2 separate regions of the Homo sapiens genome follow, and region 1 is linked to region 2. A link is an interaction called in ENCODE POLR2A ChIA-PET data of the cell type or tissue named here. Cell type or tissue: CD4-positive, alpha-beta T cell. All regions are shown on one strand. Links, peaks and the distances in the headings refer to the core of each region. The heading gives the core; the rest is flanking DNA.

The links. ChIA-PET counts read pairs that join two places held together with the same protein. Peaks named below come from ENCODE experiments on the same cell type or tissue, not always from the same donor. Only the 100,000 strongest peaks of a DNase experiment are listed, where the experiment ranks them.
Region 1: POLR2A ChIA-PET joins it to region 2 with 7 read pairs; 8 of 35 experiments call an interaction of 5 or more read pairs at or near these places.

What each region holds. Positions count from the first base shown.
Region 1 is chr5:39,186,335-39,196,890 of GRCh38, reverse strand. All of the region lies in intron 2 of FYB1 (FYN binding protein 1), which reads left to right. Among named protein-coding and RNA genes, the nearest start is that of FYB1, 28 kb to the left of the region's middle. RefSeq lists an enhancer at 2,050-2,344. In CD4-positive, alpha-beta T cell, for the core only: no CTCF peak of the experiment used is centred there; a DNase peak (open chromatin) is centred at 5,460; H3K4me3 peaks cover 4,726 bases; H3K27ac peaks cover 4,796 bases.
Region 2 is chr5:39,268,853-39,279,408 of GRCh38, reverse strand. It overlaps a transcript of FYB1 not described here. Among named protein-coding and RNA genes, the nearest start is that of FYB1, 55 kb to the right of the region's middle. In CD4-positive, alpha-beta T cell, for the core only: no CTCF peak of the experiment used is centred there; DNase peaks (open chromatin) are centred at 4,438 and 5,898; H3K4me3 peaks cover 1,233 bases; H3K27ac peaks cover 2,636 bases.

The sequences.
Region 1 (10,556 bases), core at 2,912-7,911, 84 kb after region 2:
TATGAGTAAACTAAAGCTCAGAGAGGTTAGGTAACTTGCCCAAAGGCATAACATGACTAAACAAGGCTGGGGTCAATCTCATGTCTTTCTGATTCCGCAGACTGTGTTCCCACCCGCATTCCACTTCCTCGTGCTGGGCTGCCTCTCTTCAAACACAGAATATCACAAGACAATGAATCAAGCATAAATGAAACTCCCAAAATCCTCATTCCTCTCCCTTTCTGTGGCCTTTGGTTGAAACATGCCTTTTGTTTGTTGTCTGTTTTGTAAATACCACTATAAGCTCCATGAAGACAGAAGCCAGTCTGCTTGCCATTCTCTCATTTGGAGTACAAAAGTAATATAAATTTTTGTTAGCTTCTCAAGTTTATTCTTTCACAGAATTCTATTTAACCAGACCGGGTGCGGTGGCTCATGCCTGTAATCCCAGCACTTTGGGAGGCCGAGGCGGGCTGAACACCTGAGATCAGGAGTTCAAGACCAGCCTGGCCAACATGGCGAAACCCCAAAAATACAAAAATTAGCCAGGCATAGTGGTGCGCACCTCCCAGCTACTCAGGAGGCTGGGGCAGGAGAATCATTTGAACCCAGGAGGTGGAGGTTGCAGTGAGCCGAGATTGCACCACTGCACTCCAGCCTGGGTGACAAAGCGAACCCTATCTCAAAAAAAAAAAAAAAAAAAGAAAGAATTATATTTAACTAGAATTTATTTACTCCCAGATTTTGTTCAGTATTAGATTTTAATACTCTATAGCTTAGCAATTGTTTTAACACAATAGATAACCCCTGCCAGTAGACTTGTACTCAACTGAATGGAGCTTGGACACAAAATAAATGTTATAAGAGAGGGTCTATCTTGCAGATCTATTGAGCTCCCTTCCTTGTAAACTGTAAGCTTGACTCTAACATGTTGCTTTCTGATCATGAAGCTAAATTTTTTTTTCCTAAGAACAATTTAAGGTTACAAAAGACTAAACGTTTTTTTTAAAAAAACCCAAAATATCAAAATATTCTCTGAACTAACCTTTCCTTTGCTTCCTTTTGGGTCCTGAGCCAGTTCTGAAAGGGCTTCTTCCCATGTGTCAACACAATGCCTCACCAAAGTTTGGGTTCATAAGAATCCCTGGCCTGACTATTGGTTTGCATGTATGATTTAGTAAAAACCTGCTGGGAAATATTCAGTTTGACCCTTTTTTCTAGTCTTGTTCTTAATACTGCTGAGAGACCAAGACTGATTTTTTCCATATGTTAGCTATAGGAATGATCAGTTAAGCACCTTGACAGCAACAGGTGTAAGGCGAGGGCCCCAGAGGGCATTAACAAAAGACTGATGGCCCCCTCCTCATCTGTGTATGTATCATTTAACTAATCCAGCCTACAACAACTTGAAACCAAAAGGTGCCTGGGCTATTTTCACCAGCAAGTAACTTGTTTCCAGGAGTGGGTAAGATTTTCCTTCACAGGCCCCAAAGCTATCACCTTTCTTTTTCCCCCCATTCTCCTTTTATGTGTACTCTCTTAACATGACCTTATTAGATATTTACATATTGAAAACTGTTTTATATCAGCATGTGGCAGTATTTTCCAAATTGTTGCTCCTAGCCACCACAGGGAAAAAGGATTCTATGTTCACATTTTAGAAACGTAGCGGTAAGTGCTATTCTTTAAAGCAAGATTTCTCCAAGTATTAATATGTCACTGTGCACTGGGAACGTAAGAACATGATACAAAAAGAAGAGATCCCGGGATGCTTTGACTGAAACGGCTCACAGACTGGACTATTACAGGACACTGAATCACTGGAGGCAAAGCTCTCTCATACACAGACTGGAATTTGGAGTTGCTCAACGGCGTGGTTCAGCTTCGGGTAACAGCCAGGCCCTCAGCACACCCTGCACGCTCGTTCTCCCAGGACCTGGTGCACACTTTGTGGCTGGTGTCACTCTTCTTTTTACTCCAGCCCGAGCCCAATTTATTCCACCCACCCTCCTTAATCCCTGAAAAAGCAGTTGTCCAGAAGACCTCCAGGGCTTCTTCCTTCTGGTGCATGTTGACGTGTCTGAGGAACACACTTACTATTAATCAGGCAGCTTACCTGGGTTTAACCCCATAATCGAAATGCCTCAGAAAGACTCTCTTCCCTTAACCACACTGTCCCTGGTCAAATTTTACGAACTACCCCTATTAATCTTCCCTCTTTGAAACTTCTTTCTTCTGCTCTTCTAAGATAAGCCAGCAAACAAACTGTTCCCTCTTGTTTCCTATCCCAGCAGCATCCGTTGGTCTTTTTTAATGCAAGATATCCTCCCTTCCTTCCTTCCTTCTTTCCTTCCTTCCTTCCTTTTTCTGTCTTTCTTTTTTATTTTTTGAGACAGGGTCTTGCTTTGTCACTCAGGCTGGACTGCAGTGGCACAATCACAGCTCACTGCAGCCTTGAACTCCTGGGCACAAATCCCTCCACTTCAGCCTCCCGAATAGCTGGGACTACAGGCACATATTACCACGTCCAGCTTTAGTATTTTTTAAATTTTTTGTAGAGACAGAGTCTTGCTTTGTTGTCCAAGATGGTCTAAAACTCCTGGCCTCAAACAATCCTCCTGCCTCAGCTTCCCAAAGTGCTGAGATTACAGACATGAGCCACTGCACCCAGCTAATGTTTCATTTTTATAAGCAGTCTACATGGTCTTTATTTCAAGATTCTGGCATTTAAATTTACTGTGGAGAAGTATGCAGACAACCTAAATTTCCCTCTTTGAAAATGATTTGCTTTTCTGCCTGGATTTCCAAAGAAATCTTTGTCCTTAAGGTCAAGAATCTTAGCCAGGATATGTCTGTGTCAATCATTTTATCAGTATTCTCTCAGGCTCTCAGGAATTTACTGTGCTATATGAATAGGGGTCACACTAGTTCTTTTGATCTGGCTGATGGATGACAAGTGCATCTGCAAGTTCTAATCCAGTGTGATAAATTTGCCTTCCCCTCAGAATTGCGATTTGAGTTCTGAGTGTGACTTTGAATCCACTCTTCTGTGGCATAAATGTTAGCTGTGCTCGTCTCCAGGGTAGTCCTTACTGGGGACCCAGATTCCGTTCCATTTTCTGAGATCTCATTCAGTGCCCTGTACCAGGGCAGGGCCAGCCCTGGCAGCTCATCCCCCTTCTGCCTCTCGTGTGATCCTGTTGTGGTATTTAGGACTTTTATGCTGAAGGATTTTCCTTGACCTTCCCAGGCTGCTCACTCACCTTACAGTTTGCTTCTCCAACCTGGAGTGTATTAGAGAGAATTCACAGGCTTGTCTAGAACCACTGTCTTCCCCCAGTATTGCTTCTGGATGTAGAGAACAGGTGGGAAGGTTAGCTCTCCTCCGGTGGCACCAGAACCTTCTATTTCTTCCCTTAGCCATGACTTTTTGAAGTTTATGCATGATGTTATCTTCCCTTTCTTGTGAGGTGACCGCTAGTGAGTTTTAGATAATGTTTGCCTTGACTTATTTTCTTTTTTAGTATTTTTAACTTGGGAATTGGAGGAGGGACACTCTGAAATTTCCCATCCTCATTTTTAAATACCAACTAAATACTTAAATTATAGTCTAAGGATCAACATTTCCAAAAAGATCATCGATTTGCTCCCTCACAAGGCAGACAGCAAGATGGCAGAACTATTAATAACATGCATTGAGTGCCCACCCCAAGCCTTGTTCCATGCTCTCTGGACCATGCTCACTGGTCAAGGACACTCAGGTGTCCTCTAACCCCTCCCCAAGTCTCCTACTCTGAGGAGTCTTGTGGACATGATCCCAGTGGGGTATGGGGAAGTTCCAGGTCTGGATGCCTGGACTGTGATAGAGTCTGCCCTCTCCTAACCTGCAAATGCCTTGAGGGCCATCATTGTGTAAGCCTTTAATCAGCCAATCCACTTAGAGGAGGAGGTGAACAGAACACTGGATGGGAGAGTGAGCCACGACAAGGGGAAGGCCCCTGGAGCTGGCCTATGAGAAAGGTAGATTCCTCAACTTCAGAGACTTTGCCATTGAAAAGTTCCCTTGGCACATTTAGGGTCCTGGTTCCCTGCTGCACACTCAATTTGACCTTCAAGATTCTTTCTGCTCAGGCACCAGCTATTCTTTTAATATTAACTTTAGCTCAACAATAGTCCATACTTATCATTTAGTTTACAGGGAAGAGTTCCCTTAATATAGTTATCCTCACCCTGCTTTAAGAGGAACTGTCGCTTTTCTTAGTTATGTGAAAGGAAGTTTCCAAATAGCATAGCTTAGGGCAATATGCCATGATTTGCCCTTGTTATAAGAACTCTTCCTGCAATCAAGAGGATAAAACTGATATATGTTTAAGCATCTCAAAAAATAAGAAAATATTGCCCATTCAACTGGCATTGTATCAACTTTAGTAGCCTACAAGAAGATATGACCACTTGTAATATAAATAAATGTTTTTACAGTTGCTGAAATAAATAAAATTTGAAATACATTACCCTCAAATAAAGTATGAGATGCATTGTGAGATGATTTACCTAATTTGATCAAAATTATATAACCTCTAAAATATTAAAAGCATTAAAATGAAATTATAATTTACTTCAAAAAAGGAGAGCGAAAAGAAATTTTAATGAAATACAAATACATATGAGTATAATAATTAAAAATAAAGGCTCTTTCTGACTTCCTTTCGATTGTGCATACACACATCAAATGTTTAAAACTAGCTAAGAATATTGGACAAATGTATGTGTTATGATTCAGTCTGCAGGAGGTGCCTTGTTTCATACAATCTGCTAAAACAATTTCCAAGCCAAGTCAAATAAAACCCTTTTATAAATGATTAGATGATAAATACGCTTTTGCCATTAAAGGCTTCTTCTTTGCCTTGATTAAAACTATTTCTGATATGATGGATTTCTATGCCAGAAGAATGTCTTTGTGCATGCTTTTTGTTTTGAAAACAAAATGAAATTGACTTCTTTAACAAAAGAGTAATTCCAGCTATTGGAAGAACAAAATTATGCCTCATGAGCAAAAATCCATCTATCTATTTTTACAAAAATACTGGAAATTTTCTGTCCTTTCAGACAAGGCACAATAATGATATTTATGGCGTGGCTTTAAAGTCCAGGGAATCATCTAGAACAATAGATTATTTGTTTTTCCAGCATCTGAGGAATAAGGGACAGAAAAAGAGTTAAAAAGTTGGAGACATTTAACTGCTATATTAACCACTAGTAAATAGATAAGAAATATGTCTCTTTGTTTAAATTGCCACCAAGGGAGAAAGATTATACTTCATTCTGTCTGGCATATCAAAGGTAGAAAAAAACATCTAGAACACTCAATAGCAATAGATATTATCAGGAAAAAGTAACCGAAGATGAGACATCTGGTTATAGAAAAAAATCGAAACCAAAAACCATACGAGGTTTCCTTCTCCCCAAAGTAAGAACCTGCATTGTAGAATCAGCTGTTTGTATTTATTATAACAGTCCACATCTCTCTGCAGCTGCACGACTGCACACCACAACGGCTTTTTCAGCCTTGGTCCTGGCAACAGAGCCTGTGTGTTTCCAGGGGTGGCAGTAGGTCTATGGAGGTAAAGAGGGACACGCTTCTCTTCTCTTTTCTTGTTTTTCTTATAATTATCAGAAGAATAAAACAGCTCCCCTGGTTTTCAAAAGCAACCTGTGTGGCGATATGATTAGTTACAACCAGGCAATTAAAAATCTGTCCCCAAAAAATGGCAAAGCAGATAAATCTCTCAGACAGACATCCATACCATGTTTGAGTATTTGTTTTTCTTATTCTGGAATAGAAGGTAATCGACAATTATTGGGAGGAGAAAGAAACCTGTATTTGTGGAAAAAGAATCTCCCTTAGTGTTTGTTTTACAATCCTGCAGTACTTCCTATTTCTCTTCGAAATTGTCACCTTTAAAAAGTTGAGGTTGCCTCATGTGCTCTCAGTCATTGAGGATCTAGATTGCAGCTTCTCCAGGACTTCTGTTTCTCCCACCTCTCCAGCCTCTCACTTCTGGTTCATCTAGAAACCAGATGTGAGATGTATGTGTGTAACAAAGCCAACATCTCTCTCTCACACACACACACACACACACACAAATAAGCATGGTTTGCTCCTCAGTCATTTTTCAAAAAGCAGTTTTATGTGGAAGGAGAATAAGGCAAGCCTTTAGAATGCATTTCAGTAATCGCTGTTTCTTTGAGTTAAAGAGAATTTTCTAGACCTGATACAAGCCATTTAACAAGCAGCAAGTTTCATTTCTTTGTAGCAAGGGGCTGCCTTTGATTTCTCTGAATCTGGGAGTTCTTAGTCCTCATGGGGAGAAATTAGTTGTTCTCGGGCTGAGTGGCATGCAACCAGGTACAGTGTCCAGTTCTCCCACTAGGTCTGTACCTACCAGCTGGGGGCCCTGCTCTCCCCACTAACCCTAAGATTGTCCATAGCTCCTCAGGATTGGGTGGAGCAGCCTGTGCTACAAAACCTAGCAAGGAACATTCCATCACCTGCCCCCAACCAACTTTCTCCCTCCCATTTTCCCACTTTCTTCTTCTTTCTCATCTTCTAAACTGTGTTCTTTCTCAAAAATCTTAATTCTTTTTTATTCCTTCAACCATCATTGCAAATCTCCCTTCTTTTCGGTCAGTGAAACCCACAGAAAATACTGGGCTTTATGGAGCAATCCATTTGAAGAGATTGCTGAATTCTGAACTACTGAGAAAGCACAGAGAATTACAAGCATCAACATTATTTTAAAGTAGAAAAGCCAATGTAGGAAATATAAAAGCTATGTTACCGTGCTCCTTAAAATCAGGACAAAGTTAGTTCCAAACATCATCCTGTGTGTTATTCAAAAAATCTGATGCTCTCTGCAGATCTATGAAGGAGCAACTGGCTCAATTTCTCAAGGTCACTTCTAGCTTCCGGCTCCTGCTTCTTCTAACTTGGATGGGTTTGGGGATTGCCCCCCTGACCCTGTGCTATACTGCAATAACCTAAACAAGGACTCAGCAGTTTCCCTTAGTTTTCACTGCAGACCACTTATCAAAGGCATGTGTGTGCAGGACAGGCTTCACCGAAGGTTTGAGGAGCCAGAGGGGTTTACATTGCACCTTGAGCTGGAAAAGTAAAATATTGGCAGTCTCCGTCCTTCAAAAACAGCAGGTATTTTGTAACTCAGGCTCCTGCCTTCTCCCTGTAGCTCACCCTTTTTTCTTTTCCTCATTTCTTTGACCCATCCTTCCCAAAGGCAAAAAAATAAAAGCCAGAACCACTCTTTCCATTTTATTACTCAGAATAGTTCAGCTATCTCCAAGCTGAACCCTTCAACACAGCTGTGGTCTTCCTCTGAATATTAGCAGAAGTTTCTTATTCAAAGGCCTCCTCCCAGAAGAAGTCAGTGGGAAGAGATGGCCAGGGGAGGAAGTGGGTTTATTTTCTGTTGCTATTGATAGTCATTGTATTACTAGAAATGAACTGTTGATGAATAGAATATATTCAGGACAATTTGGTCAATTCCAATGCAAGTACGGAAACTGAGTTGTCCCAAATTGATGTGACAGTCAGGCTGTTTCATCTTTTTTGTTTATTTTCAATGCCTAATAAACAGAGATCCTAAAAAAAAAAAAAAAAAGGAATTCCATAAAAGGCGTTCTTCTGCCAGACCTAGGATTTGAAAGCTTTCAGGTTCTTTCCTGAGTTAAAATATTACAAGGATACCCCAGACAACCAGCATCTCTTACTTGTCTTCCTGATCATTGTGAGCTCTAAATGGATCTCTGAGGAGAAAGATGACCAGGACAGATAGTGGTTCTAACAGTGAATGTGTCATATATTCAGAAGAAGCAAAAGAAAAAACACCAAAATTGTGCCTTCATCTTTCAAAGGTTCTTAAACTTCTAGTTGCATAAGAATGTCCCCAAAGTTTTTAGTTCAAGAGGTCTGGGATGGAACTCAGGAATTGGAATAGCTATCAAGTTTCACCAGATGATTCTAATGCAAGGTGTTCCTGGATCACATTAAAAAGTACTGTAGTCAGACGGGCGCAGTGGCTCACGCTAGTAGTCCCAACACTTTGGGAGGCTGAGACGGGCGGATTACCTGAGGTCAGGAGTTCGAGACCAGCCTGGCCAACATGGTGAAACCCCATCTATACTAAAAGTACAAAAAATTAGCCGGGCGTGGTGGCAGGCGCCTGTAACCCCAGCTACTTGGGAAAGTCACTTGAACCCCGGAGGCGGAGGTTGCAGTGAGCCAAGATCGCACAATTGCACTCCAGCCTAGGCAACAAGAGCGAAACTCTGTCTCAAAAAAAAAAAAAAAAAAAAAGTGCTGTAGTTGATGAGAAGGATTAGAGTGGGGGCAGTGGGGCTACGGGGGCTGTGGGGTGGTACGTTGGGGTTAGGTGTGCAAGGGTTGGTGGGGAGATGAAGGGTTTCTAAGCCATAGATATTTTTCTTAAAAGAAATACTGTAACACTGAACCAAGATACTAGCAGTTAGTGATTACATCAAAACATGCAAATGAATGAATAATCCATTTAAGCAAACAAGTAGGTCTGTGGTTGTTCTTGAAAATTTGCTTAGTGAGGGAAAGAGCAAAGGTGTTACTCAAATATCTAACATATTCCATGGCATAGCTCTGACCACTTGGAGTAGCTGAACAAGTTCTTTGCTATGGCAGATAATAACCCTTTAGTTACTGGATCACAAAGAGGTCCAAGGGTTCCTGAGGGATATCGGGGCCTTTGGAGGGCTGCAGCAACTTCACTACTTCAATAATTGGTAGATAGTGCACACCAACTGACCGTCAGCCTGGAAGAGTGGTGACGTGTTCTACCCACAGAACACCTGTAATCAACGACTCTTGCCACCCTCTCCCTCTTTCCTTTCTTTCTTTTTCCTGTTTTCTATTCCCTTTCATTTTCATGTCTTTGTTCCCCCTTCTGCCCTGCATTGGCTTGAGGTTTGTTCCACACAGTGCTTTCAGGTGGCACATATAATTACTATTCATTAAATATAAAAAAAAAAACTTAGCACTACTGGTGGTATGCAAGGCAAAGAAAAAAAATGGAAGCACTACAACAAATAGACTTTGAAAATCTGAATAACTGGGTGTCAGTCTAAGAGCTGCCTCTATGTTGATAAAGGCCATAATGGCGATGGAGCCCACAGTCCTGCCCAAGATGACCACACTTGTTCCTTTAGGAGCTCTCCATGCTTGGTGATACCCCTTCCCACCTGCCCAAACTGACCAGGAAGTCTCAGAGATGAGAGGAGCTAAAAACACTGCATCTTTTTATGCTCCCAAACTGATTATTGCCCAAGTGCAACTGTACTGGCCTAGTTACCCCACTATCTAGATGTCTCATCATTTAGTAACAATGTTCATCTTGTTCTTCAGTGATGTTTTAGTATGTTAAGTACCTAGTCTTCAAAATAGGCTTATACGGTACTTACAAGAAATTAGACCAATGCAAAAGCAAGCTAGGCAGTTGTCCTAAAATCAAGGTGCCTTTCTTTTATAATGCTTTATCGTTGGATCTTCAAAGATAAGCAAGTTGAAGAAAAACACTCTCAAGTTTTCATGCTGTAGACAGACTCCTGTGTTTGTGAGCCTAATGATAAAAGAAGAGGATGAATGTGGCACTGATAAAAACATTTTTTTCAAGCGTGTCACAGTATTTTTGTAAGCTGAAAGCTTTTTTTAAGCTTGCTTTGAAGTTGATAGGAGAACCTGCAAAAAGCGCAATGAGCACTTAACGATCTGTGAGAAGTGAGGTGTATTATGAAGACAGGACCACTTTTTTGTTTTGAAGAATGTAGGAGTTTTCACAATCATTTTTTTTATCATGAGTTAAGAGCAGTTGCTTTGTTATTAGAAAGACTTGGGTTCCAGTACCAGCTGTACCAATTACTGTAGGACCCCAAGGAGGGTTCTCGGCCTCTTTTAGCCTCAGTTTTCTCATCTGCTAATGGGGATAATAAGTCTACTATGTCATAGAATTATTGTTAGGATTAAAAGGAAATGTAGTAAAAACACGTAGCACAGTTCCTAGTACATCATAAAGAAAGACAATAATTGGCAGCAATTTAATTAATATTTTTAAAGGATAAAAGGAGAAAAAACTCAAATAAAGACCCAATGGAAATAGATGAATAATAGATGATAGCTATCAGCTGCTGCCTCAGGGATCAATAATAGTAAAAAAAAAAAAAAAAAAAAAAAAAAGCATCCAATTGTTGCAGGTGTTAAATCACATTTTGTTTTGCTTAAACATAACATAAAGATTTTCATTATCACATCAACTTGATCCTCTTGTAGATGCAGTCTCTTCCTGTGCCTCTCTTGCTGTATTACTCTGTTTCCTTAGGTATAAGTTCTACTCTTTGTTGACTTCAGAGTGCTGTTCTCTCAGTGTTGCCTTTTTTGTTTTGTTTTGTTTTTGAGATGGAGTCTCACTCTGTCGCCAGGCTGGAGTGCAGCGGCACTATATTGGCTCACTGCAACCTCTGCTTCCCAGGTTCAAGTGATT
Region 2 (10,556 bases), core at 1,825-6,824:
CATAAAGCAAGTCCTTAGAGACCTACAAGGAGACTTAGACTCCCACACAATAATAATGGGAGACTTTAATACCCCACTGTCAACATTAGAGAGATCAACAAGACAGAAAGTTAACAAGGATATCCAGGAATTGAACTCAGCTCTGCACCAAGCAGTCCTAATAGACATCTACAGACTCTCCACCCCAAATCAACAGAATATACATTCTTTTCAGCACCACACCACACCTATTCCAAAATTGACCACATAGTTGGAAGTAAAGCACTCCTCAGCAAATGTAAAAGAACGGAAATTATAACAAACTGTCTCTCAGACCATAGTGCAATCAATCTAGAACTCAGGATTAAGAAACTTACTCAAAACTGCTCAACTGCATAGAAACTGAACAACCTGCTCCTGAATGACTACTGGGTAAATAATGAAATGAAGGCAGAAATAAAGATGTTCTTTGAAACCAACGAGAACAAATACACAACACACAAGAAGCTCTGGGACACATTCAAAGCAGCGTGTAGAAGGAAATTTACAGCACTAAATGCCCACAAGAGAATGCAGGAAAGATCTAAAATTGACACCCTAACATCACAATTAAAAGAACTAGAGAAGCAAGAGCAAACACATTCAAAAGCTAGCAGAAGGCATGAAATAACTAAGATCAGAGCAGAACTGCAGGAAATAGCGACACAAAAAACCCTTCAAAAAATCAATGAATCCAGGAGCTGGTTTTTTGAAAAGATCAACAAAATTGATAGACCACTAGCAAGACTAATAAAGAAGAAAAGAGAGAAGAATCAAATAGACGCAATAAAAAATGACAAAGGGGATATCACCACCAATTCCACAGAAATACAAACTACCATCAGAGAATACTATAAACACCTCTATGCAAATAAACTAGAAAATCTAGAAGAAATGGGTAAATTCTTGGACACATACACTCTCCCAAGACTAAACCAGGAAGAAGTTGAATCCCTGAATAGACCAATAACAGGCTCCGAAATTGAGGCAGTAATTAATAGCCTACCAACCAAAAAAAGTCCAGGACCAGAAGGACTCACAGCCAAATTCTACCAGAGGTACAAGGAGGAACTGGTACCATTCCTTCTGAAACTATTCCAATCAATAGAAAGAGAGGGAATCCTCCCTAAATCATTTTATGAGACCAACATCATCCTGATACCAAAGCCTGGCAGAGACACAACAAAAAAAAGAGAATTTTAGACCAATATCCCTGATGAACATCGATGCAAAAATCCTCAATAAAATACTGGCAAACCGAATCCAGCAACATATCAAAAAGCTTATCCACCATGATCAAGTGGGCTTCATCCCTGGGATGCAAGGCTGGTTCAAGATATGCAAATCAATAAACGTAATCCAGCATATAAACAGAATCAATGGCAAAAACCACATGATTATCTCAGTAGATGCAGAGAAGGCCTTTGACAAAATTCAACAGCCCTTCATGCTAAAAAACTCTCAATAAATTAGGTATTGATGGGATGTATCTAAAAATAATAAGAGCTATCTATGACAAACCCACAGTCAATATCATACTGAATGGGCAAAAACTGGAAGCATTCCCTTTGAAAACTGGCACAAGACAGGGATGCCCTCTCTCACCATTCCTATTCAACATAGTGTTGGAAGTTCTGGCCAGAGCAATCAGGCAGGAGAAAGAAATAAAGGGTATTCAATTAGGAAAAGAGGAAGTCAAATTGTCCCTGTTTGCAGACGACATGATTGTATATCTAGAAAACCCCATCATCTTAACCCAAAATCTCCTTAAGCTGATAAGCAACTTCAGCAAAATCTCAGGATACAAAATCAACGTGCAAAAATCACAAGCATTCTTATACACCAATAACAGACAAACAGAGAGCCAAATCATGAGTGAACTCCCATTCACAATTGCTTCAAAGAGAATAAAATACCTAGGAATCCAACTTACAAGGATATGAAGGACCTCTTCAAGGAGAACTGCAAACCACTGCTCAATGAAATAAAAGAGGACACAAACAAATGGAAGAACATTCCATGCTCATGGGTAGGAAGCATCAGTATCGTGAAAATGGCCATACTGCCCAAGGTAATTTATATTCAATGCCATCCCCATCCAGCTACCAATGACTTTCTTCACAGAACTGGAAAAAACTACTTTAAAGTTCATATGGAACCAAAAAAGAGCCCGCATTGCCAAGTCAATCCTAAACCAAAAGAACAAAGCTGGAGGCATCACGCTACCTGACTTCAAACTATACTACAAGGCTACAGTCACCAAAACAGCATGGTACTGGTACCAAAACAGAGATATAGACCAATAGAACAGAACAAAGCCCTCAGAAATAATGCCACATATAAACAACTATCTGATCTTTGACAAACCTGACAAAAACAAGAAATGGTGAAAGGATTCCCTATTTAATAAATGGTGTTGGGAAAACTGGCTAGCCATATGTACAAAGCTAAATCTGGATCCCTTCCTTACACCTTATACAAAAATTAATTCAAGATGGATTAAAGACTTAAGTGTTAGACCTAAAACCATAAAAGCCCTAGAAGAAAACCTAGGCAATACCATTCAGGACATAGGCATGGGCAAGGACTTCATGTCTAAAACACCAAAAGCAATGGTAACAAAAGCCAGAATTGACAAATGGGATCTAATTAAACTAAAGAGCTTCTGCACAGCAAAAGAAACTGCCATCAGAGTGAACAGGCAACCTACAGAATGGGAGAACATTTTTGCAATCTACTCATCTGACAAAGGGCTAATATCCAGAATCTACAAAGAACTCAAACAAATTTACAAGAAAAAAACAACCCCATCAAAAAGTGGGCAAAGGATATGGACAGACACTTCTCAAAAGAAGACATTTATGCAGCCAACAGACACATGAAAAAATGCTCATCATCACTGGCCATCAGAGAAATGCAAATCAAAACCACAATGAGATACCATCTCACACCAGTTCAAATGGTGATCATTAAAAAGTCAGGAAACAACAGGTGCTGGAGAGGATGTGGAGAAATAGGAACACTTTTACACTGTTGGTGGGACTGTAAACTAGTTCAACCACTCTGGAAGACAGTGTGGCGATTCCTCAGGGATCTAGAACTAGAAATACCATTTGACCCAGCCATCCCATTACTGGGTATATACCCAAAGGATTATAAATCATGCTGCTATAAAGACACATGCACACATATGTTTATTGTGGCACTATTCACAATAGCAAAGACTTGGAACCAACCCAAATGTCCATCAATGATAGACTGGATTAAGAAAATGTGGCACATATATACCATGGAATACTATGCAGCCATAAAAAATGATGAGTTCATTTCATTTGTAGAGACACGAATGAAGCTGGAAACCATCATTCTCAGCAAGCTATCACAAGGACAAAAAAGCAAACACCGCATGTTCTCACTCATAGGTGGGAATTGAACAATGAGAACACATGGTCACAGGAAGGGTAACATCACACACCGGGGCATGTCGTGGGGTGGGGGTAGGGGGCAGGGATAGCATTAGGAGATATACCTAATGTAAATGACGAGTTACTGGGTGCAGCACACCAACATGGCACATGTATACATATGTAACAAACCTGCACATTGTGCACATATACCGTAAAATTTAAAGTATAATTAAAAAAAAGTAGGAAAGAAAAAAGGAAGGAAGGAAGGAAGGAGAAAAAATGAGAAATAGATCCCTTTTGATGTGGGACCTTTTCTTTATTTTATTCATTAAAGATCAAATTATCATTAAACAAATGGCAAAAGCAATAAGCAACCCCATGAGAGTGTGTGTCAGTTAAATCTTGTCTTGGAGACTCACTGAAGCAAAGGGATTATGACTTAGAATTCTGCTTCTGTGAAACAAATGCAAGGACAAATGATGTGAGAAATCACGAGAAGAAAACAGCAGGACCCAATAGACCCATGGAGTTCATGCATCCCCAAAGACCCAAAGAGAGGGTGTGATACAAATAATGGACAAAATTACAAAAAACAAAGCAAGGTAATATATAACCTAGAATTCTTCTATAAGCTTTGTTGTCTCTTTGCTCTCCAGGTTAACTGGTTTGATAAAAACTCCTTAAGTGAAGTCTAGATTAATTTTTTCATTGTCCTATTTTAGCAGATTGTTTTTACTGTAGTAAATATTCACCTGGGATTGGGTTTAAATTGTAAAGACAAATGCTCCCTTCTTTTCTTGAGTTTCAATACAATCTACTCGTTCCATTAAAATGTGGTGGAAACTCTCTTTTTAATCAAAAGTAAGTTGATTAATAAGCTATTTCTTCCAGAACACTGATGTTCTGAAGAGTTAAGGCCCTCTTTCATTAAAAGTAGAAAGTACAAGAGTGAAAAAGTTCACTGTGTTTTTAAAACAAAAAGTGAAAGAGAAATAACCCAAATCAAGGAAGTCCCCACTTCCTCCTGCACAGCCTTCTTAAGCATGCCTGTTCTTATTCTGCTTTTTCCTGCTACTTCCCATTTGCTATTTCATATCTAGCCAAACAGGGAGACTGAATTTCCTTGAATTTTTATGAATCTGCTTGTAAGTTTCCTTTAATTTCATGATCAAAGAGCAGCTCTGTAGTGACTATCTCTTAGTATTTGGCGATATTTTAGCCAAAGGTTCTCTTATAGCTTCCCATAAATGATGGGCTTCAAGGAAGGTTGTAGATGCAGAATCAGTGTACAAAACAAACATTGCTTTCATCTGAGGAACTCACGAGGCAAAAAAAAAAGAAAAAGTGTTTTAAAAAAAGCTGACCTAGGACCTTAGAGTGAGAAAAGGAAGTATGAAAATTAATTCTCATTGGAGCAGTTTCCAATCTAGTTGAGGAGCCAAACCTAATACACCCAATACAATTAGAGAACCATAAAGGGCAAACATATTAAAAGAGCTTAATTTTGTAGTGTGGCCTGCAGGCTTCCAGAAAAAAACAGGAGATCAGTGAGCTAGCAGCAGAGAAGCCTTCCTGGAAAAGGTGAGATTCGACATCCCTCTGTTCTATCTCAGGGGTCTTAGCCAGGCACATTAATGTTGGGCACGTAGAGTAGATGGCTACTTGTTTCTTGTATAAAATGTTAGACATTCGGGTTATAAAAAAGAAAATGTATCGGAGTTTATAACTATTTCTAACCTTCTATGCTAACAGTTTTAACCATGCTTCTTTTAAAACCTAATACCTGTAATCCCAGCACTTTGGGAGGCCAAGGTGGGTGGATCATAAGGTAAGGAGTTCAAGACCAGCCTGGGCAAGATGGTGAAACCCCATCTCTACTGAAAATACAAAAATTAGCCAGGTGTGGTGGCACATGCCTGTAATCTCAGTTACTTGGGAGGCTGAGGCAGGAGAATTGCTTGAACCTGGGAGGCGGAGGTTGCAGTGAGCTGAGATCGTGCCACTGTACTCTAGCCTGGGGGACAGAGCAAGACTCTGTCTCAAAAAGAAAAAAAAAAAGCATAATAGATAAAACACTGACGATGCTTCTCAGTAATGATCATTAATATTACTCAAATTTTATTAGTGTTCTTTCCTTTATCTACTTGCAAGATGAGTTTAAAAAATGAAGTTGGTTTTCCCTAGCCACCCCATTCTTCTAGACCTCACAGTCTCCACCTAGCCACCACCTTCAGTGAGTACTGAAGGGGCAGACTCATTCATTGCACCATTGACTGAACAAAAACTGTTTTCTAAAATAAAAATGTATGAAAAGAGAGTGCATGCCCCAGTATTTAAAGAATTATAACTTATTTTGCATTCTGTAAGCTACTTCTCCCTTCTATTAGCAGGACTAATTGCAGTGCCCATACTGCGAAAACATAGGTTTATCATTTTCAGATGGTATCACTATGCTCTCTGTCATCTTTGTTGCATTTCCTGTTTCATCTTCCTGCTCAGGAACTTATGTACTGAGCTCTGGCTTCACAGGAGATATACTCACATATGTGATGTTTGACATATATTTTTCAAATAACATGATTATGCCTTAAAAACTAAATATGAAAATATACTTGTGGACTACAAGTTATAGTTGGGAGTTTCAACTCAACTTTTCTTTTTTTTTCCAAGGCAGAAGAATTTTTCTTAGTACAGAACAAAATGAAAAGTCTCCCATGTCCACTTCTTTCTACACAGACACAGCAACCATCCGATTTCTCAATCTTTTCCCCACCTTTTCCCCTTTTCTATTCCACAAAACCGCCATTGTCATCATGGCCCGTTCTCAATGAGCTGTTGGGTACACCTCCCAGACGGGGTGGTGGCCGGGCAGAGGGGCTCCTCACTTCCCAGAAGGGGCGGCCGGGCAGAAGCGCCCCCCACCTCCCGGACGGGGTGGCTGGCCGGGCGGAGGCGCCCCCCACCTCCCTCCTGGACAGGGCAGCCGGCCGGGTGGGGAACTTCTTTTTTTTTCTTAGCCAAAAATACTTTTCTTAAATATATGTGTTTGAAAGACCACTAAATTTATTTCAATAACAACTAAAAATTACCTTAATCTGCATTTGGAAATAAGCACAACTTGAAATGGAATTTAGATGGATGAATTGAAATTCAAAGTTCTCTTAACCAGAGACTTACCCAATAAATTACACTGTTAACTGAATAATTGCTAGATTCCTGTTTATCATGTAATTTGTGTCCAACTTACTGGTATAGAGAGGAAATTGTAGCATGACTAAGATTAAGTAATTCTTTTTTTTTTTTTTTTTTTTTTGAGATGAGTCTGGTTCTGTCCCCCAAACTGGAGTGCAGTGGCGCAATCTCGGCTCACTGCAAGCTCCGCCTCCCGGGTTCATGCCATTCTCCTGCCTCAGCCTCCCGACTAGCTGGGACTACAGGCGCCCGCCACTAGGCCCAGCTAATTTTTTGTATTTTTTTTTTTTTAGTAGAGACGGGATTTCACCGTGTTAGCCAGGATGGTTTCGATCTCCTGACCCCATGATCCGCCTGCCTCGGCCTCCCAAAGTGCAGGGATTACAGGCATGAGCCACCGCGCCCGGGCTGATTAAGTAATTTTTATGTAGTACATGGGGTAAACATGTTGATTAACTTAGTAGAGAACAGTGTCAGAGTGTCACGATTATTTCTACCCACAAGGCTGGCCTGGTGATCTGTTCACTATCTTGCTAGTATGAGTCACCTGCTCCTTCTTTTAAGGCAAAGGCTCTCAAATATGCACATACCTTGGAATCACATGGTGAGCTTTGAAATACACTGATGCCTGAGTTTCAACCCCAGATTTTCATATAATAACCTGGGGTGAAGCCTGGGAGCTGAGACTTAAAACATCCCAGGTGATTTTAATGTGCAGCCAGGTTGAGAACCACTGCTTTAGAGTGATTCTCTTTACCCTAAGCTGTATCTGCACTTTGATGATCTCTATTCTAACAGACAGTAGATAAGAGGCTTTCTAGTGAAAGTAAAGAATGTCTCCATTTCAAAGCATTCTGGAAAATGTGTTATACTTAAAAGTATGCCTGGGTCCCATACCTCGCTCTTGCTTTGCTCTTCCTCCTCTATTCATTCATTAAGCATGTATTATGTGTAAGATAATGTGCAATTTCAGATTCCTGACCATCCACCAGATTCTGACCATGCCTCACATCCCTCTTTATAATATGTAAAGTTTTCAGGACAATCTCAGTTTCTACTTCTGGAACTCAACCCCTACCCTGGCTTTTTGCCTGTCCTATTAATTTCTAATTATGTCTTAATTTTGAAAACATTTTTATTTTAAGGAATAAATAACAGGTAACATCTTTTTTGAAAAAGGATTTTGTATGGATATAGGATTAATTAGTGTTTGGTCAGCATCATGTATAGAAATTTGGTGACCTTACACTAAATAAGCACTGTAATACTTACAACAAGATCTGGAAATTTGCAACCACCAAAAAAGGAATCATGCCTTTCCTCTGCCATGGAAAACAAAGATGACCTTCTACCCTTGAACTTACTTTAGTAGAAGGCTAAATATTCCAATTAAAGGGGCCAAATCTGTATATCAGAATGTGTTCAGAGAGGTACATGGATGATTGGAAAGTCTGACTACTTGGGATCAAATACTATGCCCTTAACATCTGATGCTAACAAATATTACCCCAAAATTAATACATGAACCTAGACTGAGCTGTACTTTTTTTTTAGGGAAATGAATGGCATTCTATGATAAGCTTATGAGTGTTTCCTTCATTTAAATACTGGTAATATGAATTTAAATATAATTGGAGTTGCTTATTAAAATTTTCATATACTTTTGCTCTTTTTAATAATGATTATAGTTATGTTTTTACACAAGTGCTATATACCCAAGATAGAAAACTTGAAAAACTCCAAAAAGTACAAAAAAAGAATTATTTATAATAATATATCCACTCAAGTCAAATGCTATTCACATTTTGGTGTGAGTCTTTCATAGATAAGAGAGAGATGGAGACACACACACACACACACACACATATGTATCCAAAAATATAGAAGTTATATAAAACATTAATAATGTATAGCAAAATTTAATATCTAGGTACTTCTAAAAAATTTTGTGTCAATTTTTCAGTCTTCAAAGCTACATCTATACCTGTTCCTGTATTATTGAAAAATAATAACAAGATAAACCTGGCCAGCTATACAAATGCTCTGAGGGTTGAGATAACATGCAAATGTAGCCTCACATATCAATGTGTGAAAGCTGGACAGACCACACAGCTCAGAAAAGGAAGTACACTCTGCATAGCTAACTTGCACATTCACTATCCAAGCTGCACCATCTTCGGGGTCATTGTGTGCCAGGCATATCAACTCTTTTCAATAAAAATGGTAAGTAATAGATTTTATAACTCTCCTTGGTCTCCTGGCAAATGTGCTACTCTTCTCTGCATAGAACAGTCAGAGTTGAGGGTGCTTCACAGTCAGGTCCTCTGAGCCTTTGGGATTTTGCTTGGCCACTTTTTCCTTGTGCTGATGAAGCTGCTGAGTCTTGTTCATGCCAGTTGAGAGACATGGCTTCAAGAGTTCCCTTTTTTTGATTCTAGCCTTCAGAATAGGGGAAGAGCACTGTCTTGCAGAAAGAAAATATGCATTCTTTGTCTTTGCCTCATAGGATAGCTTGGTGCCAGCCCCAGTAATTTAGTCGAGTTTCCTGTTATGAGCAGTTTGGATCCCAGGAAAGGACTCCAGTGGCGAATGTTGGGAAACATTAATGATGGTGATTGCCATTTTGATAACACAGTAGATTTTACAAAGGGACCTCTTTTGTTTGAAAATGTATTTTTTTATTTTAATTAAGAGACGCAAAAAAAGCCCAAACAGTCTTAACCTTAAGGACAGATTGTCTTCTCAAAATTAATGGGAAGTCATTATTTGGAGCATACTTAAAATGGTGAGTGGGTTCCCAGCACTACTTTAACCCATAACATAGCTGAACTACAGCAGTAATATTCTGCTTCATAATTTTCCATTATTTCTTTGGGAAAAAAAAAGGAGGGCTCCCAAAATATATGTGGTGTTCATATGCTCTCAGAGTATAGAAGAGAGCTAATTTTCTGTCTTTGTCTGCTATTCCCCAGCCCCCAGAAGACTGGAAACTGGTTATTCCTTCTCTTATTACGGAGAGGATACCTGCCTTTTGTCAGCCCCCAGTGAGAAGACAGGAGTTGAGACGATGACTCCTGTGCTTGCTCAATTGGAGATTGTGCATTGCAGACATTGGAACAGGGAGAATAAAGGGATCATTCAATGATGTGTGATGTGACTGTGTATTGTCTGAAAGCACCTTGAGTTAGGATAGGGAAAGAGTAGAGGTGAGAGAGGGTAATCTTCCCATGGGGGAGAGAGGAAGAAGGAAGAGTGATAGCGTGCAAGTCACTGAGTCTTGAGAAGGGGAGTACACGGTAGAGGAAATGTTAGTGCATGACCCTGCCTGCGGCAACACCTGTAGAAGACAGTCTCAGGCTCAGGTGGGAGTGAGACTTATAAATCCCTCTACGTTTCCAAGTTTGGTCTTTAGGTCCGGGATTCCTAGAAAACAGCTTGACCTTGGCCAGATGTGGTGGCTCACGCCTGTAATCCCAGAACTTTGGGAGGCCGAGGCAGGCGGATCACGAGGTCAGGAGATCGAGACCATCCTGGCTAACACGGTGAAACCCCGCTTCTACTAAAAATCCAAAAAATTAGCTGGGCATCGTGGTGGGTGCCTGTAGTCCCAGCCACTCGGGAGGCCGAGGCAGGAGAATGGTGTGAATCCGGGAGGCAGAGCTTGCAGTGAGCCGAGATCACGCCACTGCGCTCTAGCCTGGGCCACAGAGCAAGACTCCATCTCAAAAAAGAAAAAAAGAAAAGAAAAGAAAACAGCTTGACCTTAAACAGGAGCACTGTGGTTTATAAAGTGCTATTTGGATTTTCTTAGGCAAAACAAGATAACAGCAGGAAAAAAGGAAGTTTAACTGGATAGCATGTATTTGGTATAATATATGAGTAACGATGTTTTTAAAGATTATTGTTTTCTTATAATAAAAGTAACATGGCTGGGCGTGG